Regions from separate parts of the Homo sapiens genome. Here region 2 is linked to region 1. Evidence: read pairs that join two places in POLR2A ChIA-PET (ENCODE). Cell type or tissue: PC-3. All regions are shown on one strand. Links, peaks and the distances in the headings refer to the core of each region. The heading gives the core; the rest is flanking DNA.

Region 1 (17,290 bases), core at 2,013-10,012:
TGAGGTGAAGTTGTGCCATTGCACTCCAGCATGGGCGACAGAGCAAATCTCGGTCTAAAAAAAAAAAATCAAGTGTGAGAGAAAATAAGTAAACCAACACATAATTTCAGATGATAATAAGTGCAATGAAGGAAATGAAACAGACTAATGTGAAGGAGTGAGAAGCAGAGGTGGGAAGGGAGGCGTTCAGAGCCTCAGAGGAGGTGAAAGGATCTGTCTGGGGAACAGAGTTTTGTGCAGAGGAAACTGTTCCTGAAGAGGCCCTGTGGTTAGGAAAAGCTTGGCTTGTTGGAGGAGGGAAAGGCAAGAGTGCAGTGAGGGAGGGATTTGGGGGAGAGATGCCAAGGGGAAGTTATGGATTTGGGCTTTGGGGGAATAACATAACAGATTTGGGGTTTTCGGTCTGGAGATGCTAAGTTTGAGATGGCCATTAGACATCCAAGTGGAGAACCCACGTCTGGGCATAGAGCTCAGGACTGCAGGTGTGCATCTTTGAGTCACAAGCACACAGGTACATCTATACCACAGGCTGGTGGAGATCACTAGGCAGAGAATATCCTATAAGTAGAGAAGAGAAGAGGCACAAGCTGTGCCCTAAGGTCCTCTGATATTTGGAAGTCATGCAAAGGAGTGGAAGCAGCAAAGTTCAGTCAATGAGGTAGGAGGAGAACGATGCCGGCAGACACTTTGTCCTCTTGTGCCTGTCACAGTGTTTCATGAAAGCCAACTGAAGTGAGAGTGACTTATCATGTATATTCCATATATACCATGGAATACTATACAGCCATGAAAAAGAATGAGATCATGGTCAGGCATGGTGTCTCACACCTGTAATCTCAGAACTTTGGGAGGCTGAGGCAGGCAGATCACGAGGTCAGGAGTTCGAGACCAGCCTGACCAACATGGTGAAACCCCATCTCTACTAAAAATACAAAAATTAGCTGGGTGTGGTGGTGACTGCCTGTAATTCCGGCTACTCAGGAGGCTGAGGCAGGAGAATCATTTGAACCCGGGAGGCAGAGGTTGCAATTCCAGCTACTCAGGAGGCTGAGGCAGGAGAATCACTTGAACCCGGGAGGCGGAGGTTGCAGTGAGCCAAGATCGTGCCACTGCACTCCAGCCCTGGTGATAGAGCGAGACTTCGTCTCAAAAAAAAAAAAAAAAAGAATGAGATCATGTCCTTTGTGGGAACATGGATAGAGCTGGAGGCCATTATCCTTAGCAAACTAACACAGGAACAGAAAACCAATATTGCACGCTCCAGTTCTTACTTTCAATTCTTTAGGATATATACCTAGTAGTAGAATTGCTGGATCATATGGTAACAGTATGTTTAATTTTTTTTTTTTTTTTTTGAGACCGAGTCTCGCTCTGTTGCCCAGGCTGGAGTGCAGTGGCGCAATCTGTGCTCACTGCAACCTCCGCCTCCTGGGTTTAAGCGATTCTCCTGCCTCAGCCTGCTAAGTAGCTGGGATTACAGGCGCCTGCCACCATGCCCAGCTAATTTTTGTATTTTTAATAGAGATGGGGTTTCACCACATTGACCAGGCTGATCTTGAACTCCTGACCTCAGGCGATCCACCCACCTCGGCCTCCCAAAGTGCTGGGATTACAGACGTGAGCCACTGTGCCCAGCCTGTATATTTAATTTTTTGAGGAACCGCCATACTATTTTCCACAATGGACGCAACATTTTACATTCCCACCAGCAATGCAGGAGGAGGGTTCCAGTTTGTCCACCAATGCTTGTTATTTTCTGTTTATTTGATAATAGCCATTTTAATGGGCCTGAACTGGTATCTCATTGTGGTTTTGATCTGCATTTCCCTAATAATCGGTAATGTTAAGCATCTTTCCATTTGCTTGTTGGCCATTTATGTATCACCTTTGGAGCAATGTCTGTTAATGTCCTTTGCCCAAACCATCCGTTCTTAATTCTTATCCATTGCTAGGTTGAATTTTAGATTTATCATGTGAGTCGTATGCAAGACCCACACGTTTTCAAATACGTCAAATGTTTTTATTTATAGATCACTCTTTTTTTTCCTAAAGTAGTATCTATAGTACATTTCTTTATTCATATATCTTCACATGGTCAAGTTTTCTTTCATACATCCAAAATGTAGTGTGATGTTTTCTTATTCACCAAATGTTAGCTCTACTTGTAGTCTGGTTCCAAACTAATCAGCCTGCTTTTAAATTTTAAGACATTTGTTGAAAAAAAAATTTTTTTTCTTTTTTCTTTTTTTTGAGATGGAGTCTCGCTCTGTCGCCCAGGCTGGAGTGCAGTGGCGCAATCTTGGCTCACTGCAAGCTCCGCCTCCCGGGTTCACGCCGTTCTCCTGCCTCAGCCTCCTGAGTAGCTGGGACTACAGGCTCCCACCACCACGCCTGGCTAATTTTTTGTACTTTTAGTAGAGACAGGGTTTCACCGTGTTAGCCAGGATGGTCTCCATCTCTGACCTTGTGATCCGCCTGCCTTGGCCTCCCAAGACATTTGTTGAAAGTTTATAGGATCAAACCAAACTCAAGTGGTATCATTTTTAAACATTGGATTGTACATTATTGTAAAGGTACCAGTAACCATTATTATTAAGAATAAGTTAGTGATTATAGCTCCTTTTGTAATAATTAGATCACTCTCATAATACAAATCAATATTGCAAGTATCCATGTGCCAAAATCTAGTGAGTCTAGGAAAAAGTGAAAATGCTTTATTGTCTCTTCATCCTAAAATACATCCTTGGATACTTAGAAATTTCAGTGAATCTATTTTAAAGGAAACTTTGTGTCACTATTGTAAATCGAAAATTCGTTTCATTTCCCATAATAGAAGGTAAGAATAAAGGAGAATGCAATGAAAACCAAACAGTGTAATTCAATTCCAGGTAGATTCTTTTGCCTGTGGCCAGCTCCCTGTTCCAGGAGATTATCTAACGCTAAAGGGGTGCTAAAAACATATCAATACCAAATTGACACTTTCTCCCTGAAAAGGGGAATTGATTTGCCGTTTTATCTCAATTAAACCTGTGATCTTGCACCTCCAAGGACTTGTCCTGGAGTAGCGTTGCTCAACGTGTGGCAAGCAGATGGCTGGCATCAGATGTCTTTGAATGCTTATTAAAAATGTCAGTTCCGGGTTGGATGTGACTCCTGCCTATAATCCCAGCACTTTGGGAGGCAGAGGTGGGTGGATCACTTGAGGTCAGGGGTTTGAGACCAGCCTGGCCAACATGGCAAAACACCATCTTTACTAAAAATACAAAAATTAGCTGGGCCTGTTGGTGGGTGCCCATGGTCCCAGCTACTCAGGAGACTGAGGCAGGAGAATCGCTTGAACCCAGGACGCAGAGATTCCAGTGAGCCGAGATCATGCCACTGCACTCCAGCCTGGGCAGCAGAATGAGCAGTGTGAGACTCTGTCTCAAAAGAAAAAAAAAATGCCAGTTCCCCATCCCTGCCTCACACCAAGGAGGCAGACTCCCCAGAAGATTAGCCAGGGAATCTACATTTTACAGTAGGGTGATTCTTCTTTAGAACCACTGCCCTTGATCCTTTTGTACTTGGTAAGCATGATGATTGGGTTTTTATGCTTATATATGAGACATGCTTGTCTCAAATCTTGTTACAGCACATTACCCTTCCTACTTAAAAGGTTAAAAAAAAAAAGAACCATCGCCCTTGATCATGTAAATATTTTATTACATTCTGTCCTACAGCTCATGATGATCTCAGACAGGTTGAACAGGAGTTGTCACCCAACCCCTCAAGATATAGATGAAGAAATCTGAGCCCTGACTGGGAAAGGGGTTTACTTGAGATTTTAAAATGTCCATTAAGTCATGTGCACCCCATCTTTGAGCCCCTGAATGATTTGGCTCCTGCTTGCCTTCTTTTTTTTTTGAGATGGAGTCTTGCTCCGTTGCCCAGGCTGGAGTGCAATGGCACCAACTCGGCTCACTGCAACCTCTGCCTCCTGGGTTCAAGCCATTCTCCTGCCTCAGCCTCCTGAGTAGCTGGGATTACAGGTGCCCATCACCACGCTCGGCTAATTTTTTTGTATTTTTAGTAGAGATGAGGTTTTGCCACATTGGCCAGGCTGGTCTCAAACTCCTGACCTCAGGTGGTCCACCTGCCTCAGCCTCCTAAAGTGCTGGGATTACAGGCGTGAGCCACTGCACCGGGCCTTTGTTTCCCTCCCTCCCTCCCTCCCTTCCTTCCTCTTTCCTGTCTTCTCTTTTACTTTCTTTTAAATTCGAATATTCTCATCAAAGCTGTAGATGCATATGATTTAAAGAGTCAAATAGTTCTACAAATCTCTCACCAACAACTGCTTCCTGCTCCACTTCTGTCCTTTCCCTCTCATGAAAGACAATAACTTTCACTACTTTCTTTGATAATCTAAACCACTGCATCTCAAAATAGCATGCATGATTGTTTATTTAATGATTTTTCAGCTTTAGGCAAATATTGGCTTCCCCCTGTGGAAGATAGGATTTTTTTTTTTTTTTTTTGAGACGGAGTTTCGCTCTTGTTACCCAGGCTGGAGTGCAATGGCATGATCTTGGCTCACCGCAACCTCCGCCTCCTAGGTTCAAGTGATTTTCCAGCCTCAGCCTCCTGAGTAGCTGGGATAACAGGCATGCGCCACCACGCCCGGCTAATTTTTGTATTTTTAGTAGAGACAGGGTTTCACCATGTTGGTCAGGCTGGTCTCGAACTCCTGACCTTGTGATCTGCCCGCCTCGGCCTCCCAAAGTGCTGGGATTACAGGCGTGAGCCACCGTGCCTGGCCTGGAAGATAGGATTTCATTTTCTTTCCTAGTCTTGCTCCCATTTGCAAACGTTTCTCACCCCCATCCTTCTAGTACAGTTTTATTAGGACCGAGCAAACGACACTCAGTGTTTACGTGATTTTTGTTATGGATATGCTATTCATAGGGGACATTTATAGTATACTGTAATTATTTTTTTCTTCCATACAAAACCTTTTGTTGTTTCTCTATATAATAATGATTATATTATTGGTCTGGTTTTCTATATATTTTTCATTAGTTTAATCCGAAACTTCACCACTTGTTCAGATTGCCTCTCTATCAGTTCAGACACATCCATTTCCCAGTCGGTTCCACTGTGTGAAGGAGTCTCTCCAGTGTGTCCTGTTGGCTTCTTTCCTGGTCCTCCTGAGCTCTTGCTTCACCACCATCCTTTGTCTTCCTTTTACCTCTCTGCTGTGCTGGAGATTTGTTTCCCGGATCTCATGTTTTGTTATTTCCTGGCTTATTTCTTGGGCTAAGCAAGAAAGGGTATGTGGGAGGGAGGAGAAGTTTTTAAGACTTTGCATGTCTGGAAATGCCTATAATCTATCTATACACTTAAATAGTAGCTCTGAAATCAATTTTTTTTTTTTTTTGGTTCGGAATTTTGAAAGCACTGCTCCAATGGTAGCAGTGTTGCTATAAAGAAGCCTAGAGCTATTTGCATTCCTGATTATTTTCATATGACATGACATTTTCTCCAGAAGCTTTTAGGAGCCTCTCCCTGGCCCAGCTTCCATAATTTCACAATGATGTGCCAAGGTGTAGTCAATTTTTATTAATTGTGCAGTGCTCTCAGTAGGTCCTTTCAGTCTTGAAATTCATGACCCTCAGTGTTGGGAAGATGTCTTGAATTATTTCATCGATTATTTCCTTCTCTTTATTTTTTCAGTGTCTCTTTTTTGAACTTATACTTTAGATGTTGGGTCTCCCAAACTGGCTCTCCAGTTCCCATTCTCGATTTCATTTATTCTCCATTTTATTTTATTTCCAATTTCCCATCATTTTGCCTTTTGTTCTGTTTTCTAGTAGATTTTCTCAACTTTCTCCTCTAGTCCTATTGAGCTATTATTCCTCCTATCATATTTTTTTCACTGGTGGGGTCTTGCTATGTTGCCCATGCTGGCCTTGAACTGCTAGACTCAAGTGACCTTCCTACCTCACCCTCCTGAGTAGCTGGGAATATAGACATGGGCCACCATGTCCAGCCTGTGTATATTTGTTTTATTAGTAATCTGTTTGTGTTTCATGCTTGCGATATTTGACCTTGTTTCTCTGAGGATATTAGTGATAAGGTATTTTGGATTTTTGTTTGTTTCTTTTTTTGTTTTTGTTTTAAGATGGAATCTCTCTCTGTCACCCAGGCTGGAGTGCAGTGGCACGATTTTGGCTCACTGCAACCTCTGCCTCCTGGGTTCAAGCGATTATCTTGCCTCAGCCTCCTGAGTAGCTAGGACTACAGGCATTCGGCACCATGCCCAGATAATTTTCATATTCTTAGTAGAGACGGCGTTCGCAATGTTGGCCAGGCTGGTCTTGAACTCCTGACTTCAGGTGATCCAACTGCCTCGGCCTCCCAAAGTACTGGGATTATAGGCGTGAGTCGCTGCGCCCGGCCTGTTTGTTTCTGATATTTGTGGTATGTGGGTATTATCTATTGCTGCAGAATAAACTACTATAAACCATAGTAGCTTAAAACACCAAGAACCATGTATTTGCAGATGATTTTGCAATTTGGGCAGGAGTCCATGCAGTGTCAGCTGGAGTCCTTCATGCAACTACATTCGCCTGGGAGATAGGCTGGCACTGGAATATCCAAGAATGGTTCCACTCACATGTCCAGCATGGCTGGGGGCCGGCGGGGTCTTTCTCCACGTGGTTGCTCATCATTCAATAATCCTTCCTGAGCTTCACTACATGGTGCACGGATCCCAGAGGCCTCTTGCAGCCCAGACCAGAAGCTGGCGCAGTGTCACTTTTGATGCATTGCATGGGTCAAGGCAAGTCACAGACCAGCCCAGAGTCCATGTGGGAGGGGAAATGGACTCAACCTCTTGATAGAAGGAGGAGGAAAGAATCAGTGTACATGTTTAATCTACCACACCATTTTTTGTTTTTTGTTTTTGAGACAGGGTCTCCTTTGTCACCCAGGCTGGAGTGCAGTGGCATAATCACAGCTCACTGCAGCCTCAATCTTCCAGGCTCAAGCGATCCTCCCACCTCAGCCTTTGGAGTAGCTGGGACCACAGGTACATGCCACCATGCCTAGCTAATTTTTAAATTTTTTTTGTAGAGACCAGGTCTCCCTACATTGCCCAGGCTGGTTTCAAACTCCTAGGCTAAAGCAATCCTCTTGCCTCAGCTTCCCAAAGTGCTAGGATTACAGGTGTGAGCCACTGCACCTGGCCCACAACACCATTAAAAAAAAAAAATTATTGGCTGGGCACAGTGGCTCACGCCTGTAATCTCAGCACTTTGGGAGGCTGAGGCCGGTGGATCACCTGAGGTCAGGAGTTCAAGACCAGCCTGACTAACATGGAGAAACCCCGTCTCTACTAAAAATACAAAAAATTAGCCGGGCGTGGTGGCACATGCCTGTAATCCCAGCTGCTTGGGAGGCTGAGGCAGGAGAATCACTTGAACCTGGGAGGCGGAGGTTGTGCTGAGCCGAGATCATGTCATTGCATTCCAGCCAGGGCAACAAGAGTAAAACCTCGTCTCAAAAAAAAAAAAAAAAAAAAAAGTTCTTTTACTGCCATTTGAATGGGGTTTTGGAGGGAGAAAAAGTCCATGTTTGTGTTAAATCTTCCACTTTTATCCATAATAACTTAGAAGATCAACCTGTTGCCCTTCTCCACCTCTAATTCCCTACCAGTTGCATCCATAGCCCCATTCTAGCACCTTTTACTGTTTTCTACGTACTTCTGCTGAAGCAGGGAGTACCTTGGAAGAGGTAAAACTGAAGTCTTCTTAGCTGAATTTTGTGGAGAATCCTAAGATAGGGCTAAGCAGAATGAGATAGGCCTTTGATAAAATGTTTGAATTCATTTTAATTTTGTTTTGCATCATCTTATTTGTTTTTTCAAACTTGTAACTTTACAAGTTATAAAAAGAAATTGTGGCCAGGCATGGTGGCTCACACCTGTAATCCCAGCACTTTGTGGGGGTGAAGGCGGGAGGATTATTTGAGGCCAGGAGTTTGAGACCAGCCTCGGCAATATAAAAAGCAATGCCTAGGTCCCTCCCCAGATTCCGGATATTGGACCCAGGTATTAACCTTTTTTTTTTTTTTTTTTTTTTTTTTTGAGACGGAGTCTTGCTCTGTTGCCCAGGCTGGAGTGCAGTGGTGTGATCTCAGCTCACTGCAAGCTCTGCCTCCTGGGTTCACGCCATTCTCCTGCCTCAGCCTCCCGAGTAGCTGGGACTACAGGTGCCCGCCACCACGCCCGGCTAATTTTTTTGTATTTTTAGTAGAGACGGAGTTTCACCATGTTAGCCAGGATGGTCTCGATCTCCTGACCTCATGATCTGCCCGCCTCGGCCTCCCAAAGTGCTGGGATTACAGGCGTGAGCCACCGGTATTAAGCATTTTTTAAAGCTTTCTGGATATTCCAGTATGCAGCCACCATTGAGAACTGCTGCCCGTGAAGCGTGTTTATGTCTTCTTGGGAACGAGGGAGGAAAGTTGATGCAGGAGGGAGAAGAGCCCATTTCAGAAGTGAAAACCCAAGAAAGTGAAGGTGGCAGCCCCAGAGCCCAAGTAGGGATGCTGGCAACAAGTAAGGCTGAAGTTCAAGCAACAGAAAATTCCAACTGAAGCTGACTTTCCCAATGCAGTTGGTTATCAGCATCTACAGTAGCAAAGGTAGGGTGTGTGACAGACACAATGAATTACCCGCCCTAATGTCGTTCTCCCTTCTGCCTTCATCAAACCAAAATTTGCTTCAGGGCAGGAATGTGGCCAGCCCCAGTGCTGAATCATGTTTGGTCTAAGTTGAGGGTGATAATGCTGTTCTCTGCCTCCCCAGCCTTGTGGTTACAGCATGGCTGCCCCAGAGATGACCAAGGCCCTGACGTCTTTTGGCCTCTTCTTTCTGCCTTCTGTAGTGTTGACTTCAATCTTGGGCTCTACCCAGGGCTGCTGTTCTGGAATTAGTTCCAGAACTCACGTCCTCGTGCCACAACAACCAGGAGAAGAGAGGGAGTTTTTTTCTGCTAGCACCTGAGGAGGAGGGTTGACGCTTCTCTTTTCCAAAACTCTGGCAGGTGGCTGCCCCCCAGGTCATTTTTCATTGATCACTGTGATCCCTGAACCGACCAGTGTGGCCAGAAGCAGGGAATATACGGAATGGTTTAAGCCAACAATGGTGTATCCCTGGAATTGGGGATGGAGTCAGTCTCATTCAGATCACATGGCTGAGAATAGGAATGGGTAGTTTCATAAAGGAAATCTGTGGGGTTGGTACCAGGAAGATGGGGAACAAAGGCTGGGCAGCAAACCACTCTCACAGCAGAGCAGGAACACATCTTCCATCATAATAGGCAGGAGGCTGGGCAGATGGGTACAGTCACAGAAGGGTCTGTGGGCTGGAGGGCAGGGATGGTGTGAGAGCTCCTTCCTGGTCATTTTACTCTGTCAGTAAGACATGGATGAGGTCTTGCATCAGCTAGGAGGGGTCTGGAAACTTCTGAGTCAGGTCTTGTGCAGGGTGCTGGGGATGAAAGGATAAACAGGACAACATCCTTGCTCTCCAGTAGCTACTGATTTGATGGGAAAAACCCACAGCCCAAGGGAATATAATGGAAGGTATGTGATGGCAGCACCCAGTCCCCTTATTCAGGTAGCAACATCCCCATTTTCCTGTAAAGAATAATTCCTTCCCCATTCTCAGCCCACATGATTACAGTAGAGCTCGCTTCACTCTCTGGCTCCAGGGGTGGGCACATGATTCAGTTTGGGCAAAATTAGGCAGGACTTGGAAATTATCTGGGGATGGTGGCACACGCCTGTACTCCCAGCTACTTGGGAGGCTGAGGCAGGAGGATAGCTTGAGCCCAGGAACTGAGGTTACAGAGTGATTGATGATCCTGCCACTGTACTCCAACCTGGGCAACAGAGCAAGACCCTGTCTTTAAAAACAAACAAACAACAAAAAATCAGCCCTGGGATTTTTTGTTTGTTTGTTTGTTTTAGTTGCTGAGATTATAGTATGTAAGCAAGCCTTGAAATGGTTGCTGGCTATTTCTGTGACCATTTCAGGAGAGCCCACCTGAGAATGAAGACAACACAGACAAAAGCACAGCTGAATGGCATGTAGAGATACAGTGCGGGAGCTCCTGGATGCACCGATACCTGAAGCAAGACCTATTCTTGGTCTCTTTTTTTGGTTACCTGAAGCAAACGTTTCCTTTACAAAAAAATTGAAACCCTTTAGATCAGAAGAATCCTGATGAATACGGAGGTCTCTCAACCCTGTGTATTTGATTCCTGAACTGAGAGCATCACATGTCTCTGTCTTATCTGTTCTGCTCCTCCTCACATCTTTCGTGTCCTGCATCCCTGTCACTCATCCCACCAAAGGGGTCCCTTAGATAATCATGTCATGTATTCATTCAACAAGTATGTCTTATGCGTGTCTACAGGGGTGGCAATGAGCTGGGTGTTGTATGTGTGACAAGGTCAGTGAATATACATGGTGAGCACTCAGCCCCTTCCCAATCCGTGCCCATGGCAGACATTGTTAATCAACCCATGAATTCTTTTTAAGCCTGAAAATGGCCTCAGAATCTTTGTCATCATAGCATTCTAGAGAGGCACAACCAACTGGTTGAAATTGACATAGAAGATGAAACCTAGCGTCATCCTCCTTCTCCTGGATGGCTGCCCCTCCTCTCTGGCTCTGCCCAGTGAGTGCCCACTCTCCTACCTGCTCATGAGAGGAGTGGCAGAGGAGCATGCTGGATCTTCATTCCCTTTGGAAAAGATTGAGAATTTGGCTGCTGCTAGTAAATTGGGAGGATTCTGCTCTGCTCTCCATGAATGTCACTGTCCCTGGCAATAAAGTGTGCATTAGTAGAGTCTGTGGGATTGTTGCACCTGGTTTGGGCATGTCCTTTGATAAAGGATTCCTTTATTATAGGGTCCTCAAAGGCAGCCTCTTTAAACATACCTGGTGGGGACTGGGCCAGTTGTAGAGATGTGTGTTCCAGTCACTCATGTGTAGCTAGTTAGTGCCATGATGGAGGCTGGGGGCTGACAGCTTTGCTGGAAACAAAAGAAAATAAACTTCTCCCATACAATGGAGAACCATACTTTCATTTGGAGCTTTAATATCTCATAGAAAAGACTGTGGCTTTAAAACCATATATCAAAAGGAAAAACACTTTCATCTTGACCTCTTCAACTTATAAAAATGGATCCCTTTCTTAATCATCTAGAATTATATGTATGAATATAAACTGTAAAATTATAAATACCTGAAGATACTTGTACAAAAAGAATAAACTTTCCTTTAATTTAAAAAAAAAAAAAGGGCCAGGTGCAGTGGCTCATGTCTATACTCCCAGGACTTTGGGAGGCAAGAGGCTCACTTGAGCCCAGAGTTTGAGATTAGCTTGGGAAACATAGTGAGACCCTGTCTCTATAAAAATAACAATTAAAAAAAGTAGCCAGTTGTGGTGGTGCACACTTGCAGTTCTAGCTACTCAGGAGGCTGAGGTGGGAGGATCACTTGAGCCCAGGAGGTTAAGGCTGCAGTGAGCAATGATGGCGCCACTGCACTCTCTCCTGGGAGACAGAGTGAGACCCTGTCTCGAAGGAAAGAAGAAACCCCTAGTGTCATCTTCAAGGTAAAATATGGCCCAGGGCAATAGTGGATCCATAACAGAAGGAAGACAGGACTGAAATACTCTAGAGGTTGGGGAGATTGGGGTAATTAGGACTCTTAAATTTGTAAGGAACAGAGATAGTAGAGAGAACTTGAGCAAAGAGGAGAATTTATTGTAAGGACAAAATGCTAGGGATCCAGCAGGGCCTCAGGGATAGCCAAAGGCAGAGACTAGAGCGTTCGTTGTAAGAACTTAGAAAATTCTCTCCATCTCTCTCTTCTCTGCATGTTTGTTTTGTCCTCTCTCGCTTTTCCAGTTCTTTCTGTTTCCAGTTCCCAAGGCAGAGAATGAGTGCCACAACAGCTTGTGTTTATGGATTCTCTAAGAGGTAGACAGACGGTTTTGGAGTGTCTTTGCATCAGCTCCACGTTCCCCAGCAAAGGGCTCTCACTGACCCAGTTTGGGACAGGAACCCACCCGTGGTCCAATTTCCCGTGTCCACTGGGGAGGGTTTATACAAGATGCTAGGCTGGCTGTGCCCACTGGAGGCAAGTTGGCAATGCCAATGAGCTGTGAGGTAGTGTGGATTTCTCAGAAACGATGGGGAGACCATTTCCAGGTAATAGAAAACAAAATCAATATCCCCCATGTGATTTGAGGAAGGCTGCTTGCAGGAGGTAGGTTTAAAACTAGTGTCTGAGGCACTTCATCACTTTCTCCCTAAGCCCTTAAATCCTCCTGCCACCCTGTCTTGCCCCAGATGCCCCTGGTTAAGCCCTATTCCCCTCCCTGGCCCCTGCTCTGGGGCTGCTGAGCCATGCTAAAGAAAAGAACCACGCAGTGTGGGGCCTCTGCAAATGTGAGGACCCCCAGCCCTGGGTGAATAGCTGCCTCCCCTAAGCTGTCTGGTAATTCCCTTATACATTTTCCAAACAGGGAAATCCAATGCGTCCAAGGCCTCAGCTAGCTTTGGCTAGTGGCAGGGTCTTTTCTGGTCAGGGAAATGCACCCTGGCTTCTGGCAATGGCTGAACAGGCCTCATGCTGTCATGGGCTCCAGGCCTCTGGCCCACCTCCACATTCCCTGTGCACCCGCCCGCCGCCCCCAGCCCTGTGATGTCCCTCTTGTGTACGTTGCTATTTGGGTTATTAGTGCCCTCTTATGCCGCAGGCTGGGTCCTTGAGGCTGAGAATGCTTGACACTAGAGAGTGGCTCTTTCCTCAGGGTCTCCACACTCAGGGATCCTGGGCCCCAGGAGGCTGAAGACCTGGGAGATCTGGAACTCCACAAAGACCCCCTCCCCGCTGAGCTCCCTCCCTGTCCCCTACCCTCACCAAAGACCCCTCAAACTCTCACCTGACTCCCTGTCCATTTATCTGATTCATGCCAGACACCCAGCCATCCTTGTCCCTGATGACGCCAGAAAGGAAGCTCTTTGGCAGCCTTTACTTCCCATTAAAAACTTGTGGACTTGGCTGGGCATGTTGGCTCATGCCTGTAATCCCAGCATCTTGGGAGGCCAAGGTGGGAGGATCACCTGAGGTCAGGAGTTCAAGACCAGCCTGGCCAACATAGTGAAATCCTGTCTCCACTAAAAATACAAAAATTAGCTGGGCATGGTGGCGCACACCTGTAATCCCATCTACTCGGGAGGCTGAGGCAGGAGAATCACTTGAACCTGGGAGGTGGAGGTTGCAGTGAGCTGAGATCGTGCCCCTGCACTCCAGCCTGGGTGACAGAGTGAGACTCCATCTCAAGCAAACAAACAAACAAAACATGTGGACTTCATCTCTCCTATTCCTGCTCCCGGCTCAGAGGAAGAGGTTTGCCTTCTGTTGTCCAGAGCTACTTCTATTTCCTCAGGGACTTGGTCCCATCAGTTCTTGCCTCTTTATTAATAATGTAGAGTTTAGATTCCTGTAATGGCTGCTTCCTGGAAGGTCATGTCACGTGGAACCTCTTAATCTCAGCATCCGGAGCTCCAGGAAGGGAAAATTTCAAGTCAGATAGAATTCTATATATACCATTTCTTTGGAACCTTCAGCCCTCAAGATTCCAATATCATGACCTCAGTTTCAACACAGTTGTGCTTAGTCCTCATGTCACTGCTTTTGGTGCTGCCTGTTGTGGAAGCAGTAGAAGGCGGTGATGCAATCGCCCGGGGGTATACGCATGAAAAAGAAATGGACAGATGTGACTTTGAAAGGCCTACTGAGTCAAACCTCACCCTGAAAACCTTTGTGCTATAGAGGCTAAACCTGAGCTTTGGTGTGTGAAAGGTTCCAAGAATCAGTAAATAAGGGAGTTTCACATTTTTCATTGTTTCCATGAAATGGGAACAAACATACATTTATAAATAGAAAAAAAAATGTTTTCTTTACAACAAATAATGCACAGAAAAATGCAGCCTATAATTTGCTAGTTAGAAAGGCGGTCAAAGAAGTAAGATGGCTGAAATTTACATAAGTAATATTTCATAATCTTAGAATTCTCTCAAAGCATGTGAAATAGGAAGAAGGAAGTTCTTGCCCAGAATCTTAGGAAATCACCACTGTTCGGTTATAATCACTGCCTCCTGAATCGTTGAGGAGTCTTTTCTCCATTCCTTTATTAGATTTTTGTTTTGTTGTCTCCCAAGTTAATATTATATTTAGATATTGGAGAGTCAGCCAAAAAGGAAAACTTTTATCTCTGGGGAAAAAACATTTAGAAAAATGTATTCAGTGTATCTAATACTGAAATGCGGAAAAAAATTTAATGTTAAAAAAAAAAACTATTGACATCGACATGGAAAAGAGATTTAGTGTTTTGAAAAAAACTTTATATTAACTGAGTAACATCCTCCTGATGAGAAGTACTATATTAAATATAAACCCATTGTGTTATTAAAAAAATAGTGTAGAGTTTAAGACTTTGGAAAAGTAGAGTCCCAGTGCTCATTTAGTAGCTTTTGTGACCTTGGGCAGTCCAAACGACCTTTCTAAGCCTCAGTGTTAACATCTGTAAAACAGAAGTGTAATAGACAGTTATCCTTGGGTATCCTTAGGGGATTGGTTCCGGGACCCCCTTGGATACCAAAATCTGAGGATGCTCAAGTTCCTGATATAAAATGGTGCAGAAGTATTTGTGTGTAACCTAAGTACAAACTCTTGTGTACCTTAAATCTTTTCTAGATTACCTAATACAATATAAATGCTATGCAAATAGTTGTTATACTGTATTGTTTTTATTTGTATTATTTTTATTGTTGTATTGTTATTTTTTGTTTTGTTTTTTAGATATTGTCTATCTGCTGTTGGTTAAATCTGAGGATGTATAGCTGAGCATCATGGCGCACGCCTGTAATCCCAGCTACTCAGGAGGCTGAGGCAGGAGAATCGCTTGAGCCTGGAAGGCGGAGGTTGCAGTGAGCTGAGATCATGCCACTGCACTGCAGCCTGGGTGATAGAGTGAGACTCCGTTCCCCCTCCCCCTTAAAAAATATCTGAGGATGTAGGTCCTGTGGATACCAATGACCAACTGCACATGCCTCGTGAGATTCTCAAGGTATCAAATGAGGTTTATCAGGTAAAGTGCTTAGCCCAGTTTCTAGCACTTAGCAAGGAAAATAGTACTCCTCCCTCCCCCACACACTCAGAAGATGACCTCACCTTCCACTTTCTTGAAAAAACAGAAACTCTTGATGGAAAGTCCTGGAATGTGCAGCTCCTCCCAGGCCCAAGCTGTCCTATTCTAATCCTCTTTCAAAGGCTTCCCTTCTTCCCATCCAAGGCAATCACTCCGCAGTGCTTGGATCTATCCCCACTGGACACAGGAGCCTCATTCCCCCGTCACCCCATCCCATGTCTCCCTCACAGTACTGGCTTCCCCCCTTCAGCATGCTGATGATCTTAAACCTCTCCCTTCTTCAAAAGAGGAGCACAGGACCTCCAGCTCTGCTTCCCTTCTGGCTCCCAGTGGAGCATCTTGTACAGCTGCATCATCACAGGGCATGTCCTCTGGCCTTCTCTGGGAAGCATTTACTCAGGGAAGGACCAGTTTCTGGGATCAGCTCTGGTCTTGAGATAATCTGAGATCATCTATTTCAGCCACCCCATGGCTGGGCCTCTTCTCCAAGCGCCAGAAAGGCTTCCACCCCTTGGCATCATTGAGGATAAGAGCTCAGCACTGGACCCTCCTCATTGCCTTTTCAGAGCCTGAAGCAGTCTGGGGCCTTCCAGGGCAGACCTTCAAAGCTGGGTATGCAGTCCCTCAGGCCTTGTTTCCACTGGGGCCGCGACCTACCCTGCCCTCGCCTCTGCCCTGGAAGAGAGTGTGGCAGGAGCTCTGGGTGCCCATCCCTTTATCCTTGGATAAAGGCTAAGCCCTGGGAGAGGTGACCCCAGGGACTGTGGTTGAGGACCAGCCAGTCCATGCAGGAGAACCCCTGTGGCCTCAGCGGCCCCTGGTTGATAGTTGCAATAGGAATATGCCGATGGAGGCATGCAGCTTGGGAGTGGGTGATCAAGGCTGAGAGAGAGGCCTAGGAGATGACATGCTGGCCAGAGACAAAGGGAATGATGTTGAGGCGAGGCCATAAAGTGCGTGGCTATGGATAGGTGTCTGCTTGGCATAGTGGTTTGGGTGAGGAGGTGGAGTAGATGGGAAAGCCACCTGTTGAACTTGCAGCCATCAGCACATCGTAATCAAATGGACCAACATTTCATCACCGTGAAAACATCACGAAGGTTTTTGTTTGTTTGTGACAGTCTCGCTCTGGAATGCAGTGGTGTGATCTCAGCTCACTGCAACCTTGACCTTCCGGGCTCAAGTGATCATCCTGCCTCAGCCTCCGGAGTAGCTGGGACTGCAGGTGTGCACCACCATGCTTGGCTAATTTTTGTGTTTTGTAGAGACAAGATTTTGCTATGTTGCCCAGGCTGGTCTAGAACTCCTAGGCTCTAGTGATTCTCTTACCTCAGCCACCCCAAGTGCTGGGATTACAGGCATGAGCCACTGTGCCCAGCCATCGTGAGGGTTTTGAGGTATGAAAGAAGAAGAGAGAGAGAGAGAGAGAGAGAGAGAAAAAGAAAGAAGAGAAAGAAAAGAGAAAGGAAAGAAAGGAAGAAAGAAAGAAAAGAAAGAACCCAACGCAACCTGGCTTAAGCAAAGAAAATAATTTGCTGGCCCATGTTGCTTAAACAGCCGGACTTGGCTTTAGGCCCAGTGAGGTATCCCAGCTCAGACAGTAGCCATCAGGACTTTGTCTCTCTCCATCTGCCAGTTCAGCTCTGTCTTTGTGGTGGCAAGGATCTCTCAATGTCCCATCCTCTCAGCAACCCCCCAAGAAGACAATTTCTCCCCATGGCTTCAAACAACGTCCCAGCACCGAGCTTCATCAGCCTGGCCCAGCTCATCTGTCTTTGAGGCCAGAGGAACGGAATGATTGGGCTGGCCTGAAGGGGGAAGTCAGCAGTCAGTTCTAGCCACTTCCACTGGGATTAAGAATGGGGCACAGATGGCTGCCCACTGCCCAGCAGGATGGATGTAGGAAGGCAGCACAGTCGATGTCCATTACAGGTCATCCTGTCTGGGACATTGGGCCTGGCACGGGAACAGCTGGGCTCCCGGAAGACTTAGGGGCCAGTCACCCACTGGTGATTTTG
Region 2 (8,000 bases), core at 1-8,000, 220 kb after region 1:
TCTTTGTCATATCTTAGAAAATAATTTTTACTATCTGTTTTTTTTTTTTTTTTTTTGGAGAATAGTGAATATATTTACATAAATCAAAATCCAAAAGGAACGAAAGTGCACCCGGTTAAGGGGAAGTCTTCCTGCCATTCCTGAGCCTGGTCCCAGGCCCTGCCCTAGTTTCCCGTGTAGCTTTCTAGAATAGTCCATGCACAGAATCATTTATATATAAAGAAAATATAAGCACAGTGAAGTCAGAGACTTGTTCACCACTGAATCCTTAGACCTAAAATAATGCCCAGCACTCACATATTTTTTTGAATAAATAATTTTTTTTTTTTTTTTTGAGACAGAGTCTCACACTGTCGCCCAGGCTGGAGTGCAGTGGCGCCATCTTGGCTCACTGCAACCTCCACCTCCTGGGTTCAAGCGATTCTCCTGCCTCAGCCTTCCGAGTAGCTGGGATTACAGGTGTGCACCACCATGCCTGGCTAATTTTTGTATTTCTAGTAGAGACAGTGTTTCAACATGTTGGCCAGGCTGGTCTCGAACTCCTGACCTCCAGTCATCCACCCGCGTCAACCTCCCAAAGTGCTGGAATTACAGGCATGAGCCACTGGGCCTGGCCAGAATAAATGAATTTTTAATCAGTGGTTATATGCTATAATACTGTTTGTACTTCACTATTTTTTTTACTTGTTTCCAAATCAGTTCTTGTGAGCTGCCTCATTCTTTTTAGTAGCTGCAAAATACTCTTATGTGAGACTGAACTATGATTTATGTAACAAGTCTCCTACGGATACACATTTGTGTTTTTCCAACATTCTGCTATTAACAACGCTGTAATAAATATCCTTGTACAAGGCCAGGCATGGTGGCTCACACCTGTAATCCCAGCACTCTGGGAGGCAGAGGCGGGAGGATTGCTTGAGGCCAGAAGTTTGAGACCGTAGCAGCACAGCAAGACCCTGTCTCTATGCCCCCCACCAAAAAAAAAAACCTACAAAAGAAAAAAAGAGAAATTCGTATACAGGCATAAGCACGTCTTCACACTGCTATTTCTCGTTCCTTTAAATTTTACTTTGTGAATTTTTTAATAGCTATCAAAAATTCAAAAGGCCTAAGGGCATGAGGATATGAAAGATCTTCCTCCTAACCCTGTTCCCCACTCAGCCAGGTTCCTTCTTTAGAGGCAGCCAGTGTTACCTGTTCCTTGACTCTCCTTCCAGAGGTATTCTATACATATACAAGTAGTCTTACTGCTGTTGCCTGGTGTATCCATTTTAGGCTTTTTTTTTTTTTGACACAGAGTCTCACTCTTGTCACTCAGGCTGGAGTGCAATCATTCAGTCTCAGCTTCTCAGCTCACTGCAAACCCCGCCTCCCGGGTTCAAGTGATTCTCCTGCCTCAGCCTCCCTAGTAGCTAGGATTACAGGTGCCCACCACCACGCCCAGCTTTTTTTTTTTTTTTTTTTTTTTTTTTTTGGTATTTTTAGTAGAGACAGGGTTTCACCATGTTGGCCAGGCTGGTCTCAAACTCCTGACCTTGGGTGATCCGCACACCTCGGCCTCCCAGAGTGCTGGGATTCCAGGCGTGAGCCACCGCACCTGGCTTTATTTTTATCTTTATTTTTTGAGGCAGGATTTTGCTCTGTTGCCCAGGCTGGAGGACAGTGGCATAATCATAGCTCACTGCACCCTCAACCTTCTGGGCTCAAGTGATCCTCCCACCTCAGCCTTCCAAGTAGCTGGAACTACAGGTGTGCGCCACTGTGTCTGGCTGATTTTTTTATATTTTGTGGACACAAAGTCTCTCTATGTTGCCCAGGCTGATCTCCAACTTCTAGGCTCAAGCAATCCCCCGGCCCCTGCCTCCCAAAGAGCTAGGATCACAGGCATGAGCCACCAAGCCCAGCCTGAATGGTGCACTTCAAAATGGTTATAATGATATATTTTATATGTATTTTACCACGATCAACCCCCTAAGAAAAGAATGTATACATATGTGTGGATTTATAACCCCCGATCCAGTAAATGCTTATTGGTTAGATTGTATCTCTTATATTAATCTATTGCTAAAGATTTCTCCTAGTTAAATTTAAGTGCACAAGTCATGGTTCCAGATAACTGACATTTTGGTAAAGCTAAAACCAAGATTTTCTCTGTGTATCCTCATTACCTCAAATGCTATTGGGTTTCTTCTACGGTCTTTGGCAATGGTAATAACCAGTTTTTTGGCAACGTAATTTTATCTGCAAGTTGTGTATGCCTTATTAAGACCCTTGAGTTCTATTTTAATCTCAAATAATGCTCACGAGAGACTTCATTCTGAACTTAATACAGCCTCTGAGGTCCTGAGGAACAACATCCTTTTCCAGGGAGAAACAGCCCAGGTTAAGAAAACTGATCTACCCAGAGAACCCCCACCCTGCTACGGTCCAAATGTCATGTCTCACTCAAATTCATTTTCAAACTTAATCTCCAGTGGAGTGGTGTTGGGAGGTGGGGCATCTGGGAGGTGATTAGGTCACGGGGGTAGGGCCCTCAGGAATGGGATTAGTGCCCTAGTAAAAGAAGCCCAAGAAAGCTTGTTTGTCCCTTCTGTTATGTGAAGACACACATAAGCGTCATCCATGAGGAACTGACCCTACCAGACATTGAATGTACTTGCACCTTGATTTTAGACTTTCCAGCCTTCGGAACTGTAAGATATCAATTTCTGTTATTTATAAATTACCCAGTATTTTGTTATAGGAGCCCAAATGAACTGAGATAACCCCTCAGCTGAGATGGAGCAGAACAGGAAGTTGGGGAGGATGACTTGGGGACTTTAACTTCAGAAGGTTGAAGTCTAGATTTTTAACTCACAAAGGCAAGATTAGTTGATGTCGAATTTCCATTTCTTTGGACTTTAGTTTGCAAAGGGATTTATTTAATCTTTGAAATTTAATTTCTCCCTAGGGGTTATATTCAAATTTGTGGAATTTCTGTATATTGTTATTATTGGAGCGTTTTAATGCTGTCATTTAATTGAACTAAATGGCCTCTGATATGTTATGTTGGACAATGTGACTAGACATAATTTGGAATGCAAAATGGGAAAAAAATCTGAATGTTCAACCTTAGGGATATAGTTGCCCTAAAGTAGATTAAGACATAATTTGGAATGCAAAATGGGAAAAAATGGGAATGTTCAGACTTGGGGATACAGTCGCCTTAAAGTATATTAAGATTCTGTTCTGACCCATTTCAGAGCCTTCTGGGGCCCTATCTACGCCACTGGTTTGTAACCCTTGTTGTATATCAGAACTAGCTGACAAGTGAGTAATGGCTAAAGCTATTTACTCAAAATTTGTTCTGATCTGCAATGTAGTTGGGCTCTGAGCCTCTTTTCAGACCTGAGCCTCAGTACCATGCATAAGCTTTCCCATCTCTGGTAGGTTCTGACAGGAAAGCTTTTAAAATGCTGATTCTTAGGCTCTGCCAGGGATTCTTACTTAATTGGCCTGGCAGGGCCCAGGGCACAGTGCCTAGTTGTGAAGTTGTATTAAAAGGTACATTTGGGGGCAGGCGCGGTGGCTCACACCTGTAATCCCAGCACTTTGGGAGGCCGAGACGGGCAGATCACTTGAGGTAAGAAGTTCAAGACCAGCCTGGCCAACGTGGTGAAACCCCATCTCTACTAAAAATACAAAAATTAGCCGGGCGTGGTGGCAGACGCCTGTAATCCCAGCTACTCGGGAGGCTGAGGCAGGAGAATCACTTGAATCTGGGAGGCAGAAGTTACAGCGAGCTGGGATCGCACCACCGTGCTCCAGCCTGGGTGATAGAGCGAGACTCTCTCTCAAAAACAAAACGAAACAAAACAAAACAAAAAGGGTATATTTGGGCCAGGTGGGGTGGCTCACCCTTGTAATCCTAGCAACTTGGGAGGCCAAGGCAGGAGGATCACTTGAGCCCACGAGTTCAAGACCAGACTGGGCAACATGGTGAAACCCCGTCTCTACAAAAAATATAAAAAATTAGCCAGGAATAGTGGAGTGTGCCTGTAGGCCCAGCTACTCAGGAGGCTTGGGTGGGAGGATCACCAGAGCCCAGGAAGTCAAGGCTGCAGTGAGTCGTGATTGCGCCACTGCATTCCAGTCTGGGCGACAGAGTGAGATCCTGTCTCAAAAAAAAAAAAAAGAAAAAAAAGAAAGAAAAGAAAGAAGAAAAGGAAGGAAGGAAGGAAGGGAGGGAGGGAAGGAAGGAAAGGAAGGTACATTTCGGGGCACGGTGGCTCACACCTGTAATCCCAACAACTTGTAAGACTGAGATGGGAATTCAAGACCAAGACCAGCCTGGGCAACACAGCAAGACCCCATCTCTAAAAATAAACACATAAATGCTGCTGCTGCTTTTTTTTTTTTTTTAAGGTGCATTTGGCTCATAAACGTCACAGGCTTTGTCCGTAAAAAAGGAGAAATGTTTGTTCCCTGTCTGCTTTCTCTTTTCACTTAGGGGTTCTCAAGTGTGGGTGTGGACCCTCCACCAAAATACCTAACACTGGGTGCACTATAAATGCTTGTTTGATGAATGATGTTGTTGGCAGTGCACCCCAGAGGTCCCATTTTTCACATATGAGGAACCACTCCTAATTATTTAGCCCAGGATATGATTCATCTAGGTGAAAACCCTTTCCAAACAGATTGCCACACCTGTGATTCTTCGCTCTTGGGAAAAGACAGAGTAAAAGAGCAAAGTTTTGTGAGAGGTTGGGAGGTGGCGGTGGTAGCAGGGACGGAGCCGTGGAGGAGCAGGTGCAGAGGTGCAGAGAGAAGCCCCGTTCACCCAACCTGGGTGAGTTCCCTGCACAGAAGAGGCCTCGTGGGCAGCTTAGCTTTTGACAGTAAAGATGCCTACAGCAGGAAAAAAACGGGGATGAGCTGTGGGCAGAGAGGCGTGAAGTCAGGAAACACAGGATCTAGCCCAGCTCTGACGGTGACGAGCCAGTGAGCCCTTGATCTCCCTAGCCTCAGGCTCCTCATCTGATCTGTGGAGGTCGAACCTGGATGTTTTCCAAAGTTGGTTTTAGGTAAAACAGTTTGAAATTGTATGGCCAGCTTCAATTATATAAATATTTTAAATTTCTATATGAAGATAGCACCAACAAAGTTACAGGGCAAGCAAAGATCCAAAGATTGGAAACAGTGTCTCCCTCAAATGGGGAACAGTTAAATAAATGATGGTGTCCCTGTAGCTACCCACTGGAATATCATGCAGTGGTAAAAAGAAAGCAGAGGCTCTTTACATACTGATAAGGAACAATCTTCAACTCACAGGTAAATAAGATAGTAAGGTGCAGGCTGGGGGCAGTGGCTCATGCCTGTAATCCCAGCACTTTGAGAGGCTGAGGCTGGCAGATCACCTGAGGTCAGGAGTTTGAGACCAGCCTGGCCAACATGGCAAAACCCCGTCTCTACTAAAAATACAAAAATCAGCCGGGCGTGGTGGCGGGCACCTGTAGTCCCAGCTACTCAGGAGGCTGAGGCAGGAGAATCTCTTGAACCCAGGAGGTGGAGGTTGCAGTGAGCTGAGATTGCGCCACTGCACTCCAGCCTGGGTGACAGTAATATCGGCTGCTTTCAGAGAGGAAAGCTGGTGACTAGAGAACAGAAGGTGGGCGAGGGGAAACTTCTTATTGGATACTCCTTTGTACCTTTCACACTTCAAACCATGTAACTGTATTACCTTGGGGACAGAGTAGTATCACCTATTAAATCAATCATTTAAAAAATCAAATGATAAACTGGAAGAATTTTGAATTTTTTTGATAATGGCACTTGCCCATCATTCTGCCTGGTTCAGGAGTCACTTATGCATGCATCTTTTTTTTTTTTTTTTCTGAGACAGTCTCACTCTGTCGCCAGGCTGCATTGCAGTGGTGTGAACTTGGCTCACTGCAACCTCCACCTCCTGGGTTCAAGCGATTCTCATGCCTCAGCCTCCTGAGTAGCTGGGATTACAGGTGCCTGCCACCATGCCCGGCTAATTTTTGTATTTTTAGTAGAGATAGGGTTTCACCATGTTGGCCAGGCTAGTCTTGAACTCATGACCTCAGGTGGTCCACCTACCTCGGCCTCCCAAAGTGCTGGGATTACAGGCATGAGCCGTGGCGCCCAGCCTCATGCATGCATCTTGCAGGAGATCGCCTGGGTTGCCCAGACTCCTCACGGTAACTAACCCACTTGGCCTCTGGGAGAGCCCGTCCCCACACAACATATGCACAGACACCCTCACGTTGTTCTTGGTCCACAGAAGCGACACAGACACTCTTGACCCATCCCTCTGGCAAAGACCAATTTGCCACGCAGATGTCATCAGTTAATATCTCAGGCGCCATCTCCGAAGGGTGTGACAGAGATTGCCAGCTCCCAAGTCAATCTTTGGAAGGGCTCCTGGGTCGCAGTGCCTTTGAGCCTTTATAACCCTCTGCAATTGACTTAGCTTTCTGAGCCAGAGGCAGCCCAGTCTAAACAGGGCACAGAGTGGGAAGGAGACAGGACTGGAATGGCACAGGACATGGGGAAGGGGGCTAGAATTAGATGGGGGAAAACAAATGCTTAATGAAGCAATCCAGAACTCAGGGAGAGGGACCTCCGTGGAAAGGACAGGCGATCAGCTCACCTCCCGCAGCTTCTCCTGGGCCTCAGCGAGCGCGGCTTGCTTCTCCCGAAGCTGAGCCAAGGCAGCGTTCATTCGGATTCGCTTGGGCTCCACCACCCGATATAGCCGCCCATACAGCTGTGGGGAGACAGTCAGGCTGTGGGAGTCGCCCACCAACCCACCAACCCCCTCACCTCCAGGCATCCCCTCCTTCCACCTGGGTCTGTGCATCCGCACTCCCCCAGGCCTGCCCTCCCTACCGCCCCGCCCCAGCCCTGACGCCTTTACCTCCATGGCCCGCACCCACATGCAGAGGGACTTGGCAGCCAGGGAGACGCGGCCGATGATATCAGGCTGGAAGTCAGGCTGGGCGCAGTAGGCCCCAATCTTCTTCAGAACCTTATCTGAGATATTGTCTTTATCAAAGTTGATCAGTGACTTGATGAAGTTCTGTTCCCCTGTGGGATGAAAATTAGGGGCCTTAGCCAGAGGCTTAATGCCATCCTCCTTGTCCAGCAGTTTCACCTCCACTACTCACGCATAGCCACATTTTTCCTGGGCTCAGTTCCTAAGGCCAAATTATCTGACCTGGCCCCTAGTTCCTCCCTCTGACTTGACTCTGTCTCTGGGCACCTCTCAGTCCCCAAGGTCCTCGACAATCTTCCCAGCTCCTCTCTCATCACTTACCTTGAACACTCAGCCAAGCCACCCTACACTTCACTTTTTTTCTCTCTGCTTTGCACTTTCTTCTAGGGCAGGGATCACCAAACCGAGACTGGCAGGCTGTATTCTACTATGGGAACCCAGAGCAGAGTAAACCACAAGAATGGAACACAGAGTCCCGGTTCCCATTTTCTGATTCTTGTTCCCCTCTGGGGGCCTGAGGGCATTCCTGCCCTTGGATGCAGCAATACATTCTTCTATCTTTTTTTTTTTTTTTTTTTTTTTTGAGATGGAGTGTCGCTCTGTTGCCCAGGCTGGAGTGCAGAGGTGCAATCTCGGCTCACTGCAAGCTCCGCCTCCCAGATTCACACCATTCTCCTGCCTCAGCCTCCCGAGTAGCTGGGACTACAGGTGCCTGCCACCACACCCGGCTAATTTTTTTGTATTTTGTAGTAGAGACAGGGTTTCACCGTGTTAGCCAGGATGGTCTCGATCTCCTGACCTCGTGATCCACCTGCCTCAGCCTCCCAAAGTGCTGGGATTACAGGCGTGAGCCACCGTGCCTGGCCCATTCTTCTATCTTTAGGACAATTTTGGTTAATATACAGATGCTCCCGATAAGCCCATCATACATTGAAAATATGGTAAATCAAAAATGCATTTAATGCATCTAACCTACTGAATGTCATAATTCATCCCAGCC

The links. ChIA-PET counts read pairs that join two places held together with the same protein. Peaks named below come from ENCODE experiments on the same cell type or tissue, not always from the same donor. Only the 100,000 strongest peaks of a DNase experiment are listed, where the experiment ranks them.
Region 2: POLR2A ChIA-PET joins it to region 1 with 9 read pairs; 3 of 35 experiments call an interaction of 5 or more read pairs at or near these places.

Annotation. Positions count from the first base shown.
Region 1 is chr17:8,020,846-8,038,135 of GRCh38, reverse strand. It overlaps the pseudogene LOC124904131. Among named protein-coding and RNA genes, the nearest start is that of ALOX15B, 9.6 kb to the left of the region's middle. In PC-3, for the core only: no CTCF peak of the experiment used is centred there; a DNase peak (open chromatin) is centred at 8,775; H3K27ac peaks cover 2,473 bases.
Region 2 is chr17:7,806,242-7,814,241 of GRCh38, reverse strand. It overlaps DNAH2 (dynein axonemal heavy chain 2), which reads right to left. Exons shown (of 86, transcript NM_020877.5): 62 at 6,923-7,092; 63 at 6,656-6,772. Among named protein-coding and RNA genes, the nearest start is that of KDM6B, 24 kb to the left of the region's middle. In PC-3, for the core only: no CTCF peak of the experiment used is centred there; a DNase peak (open chromatin) is centred at 4,651; H3K4me3 peaks cover 1,103 bases; H3K27ac peaks cover 2,497 bases.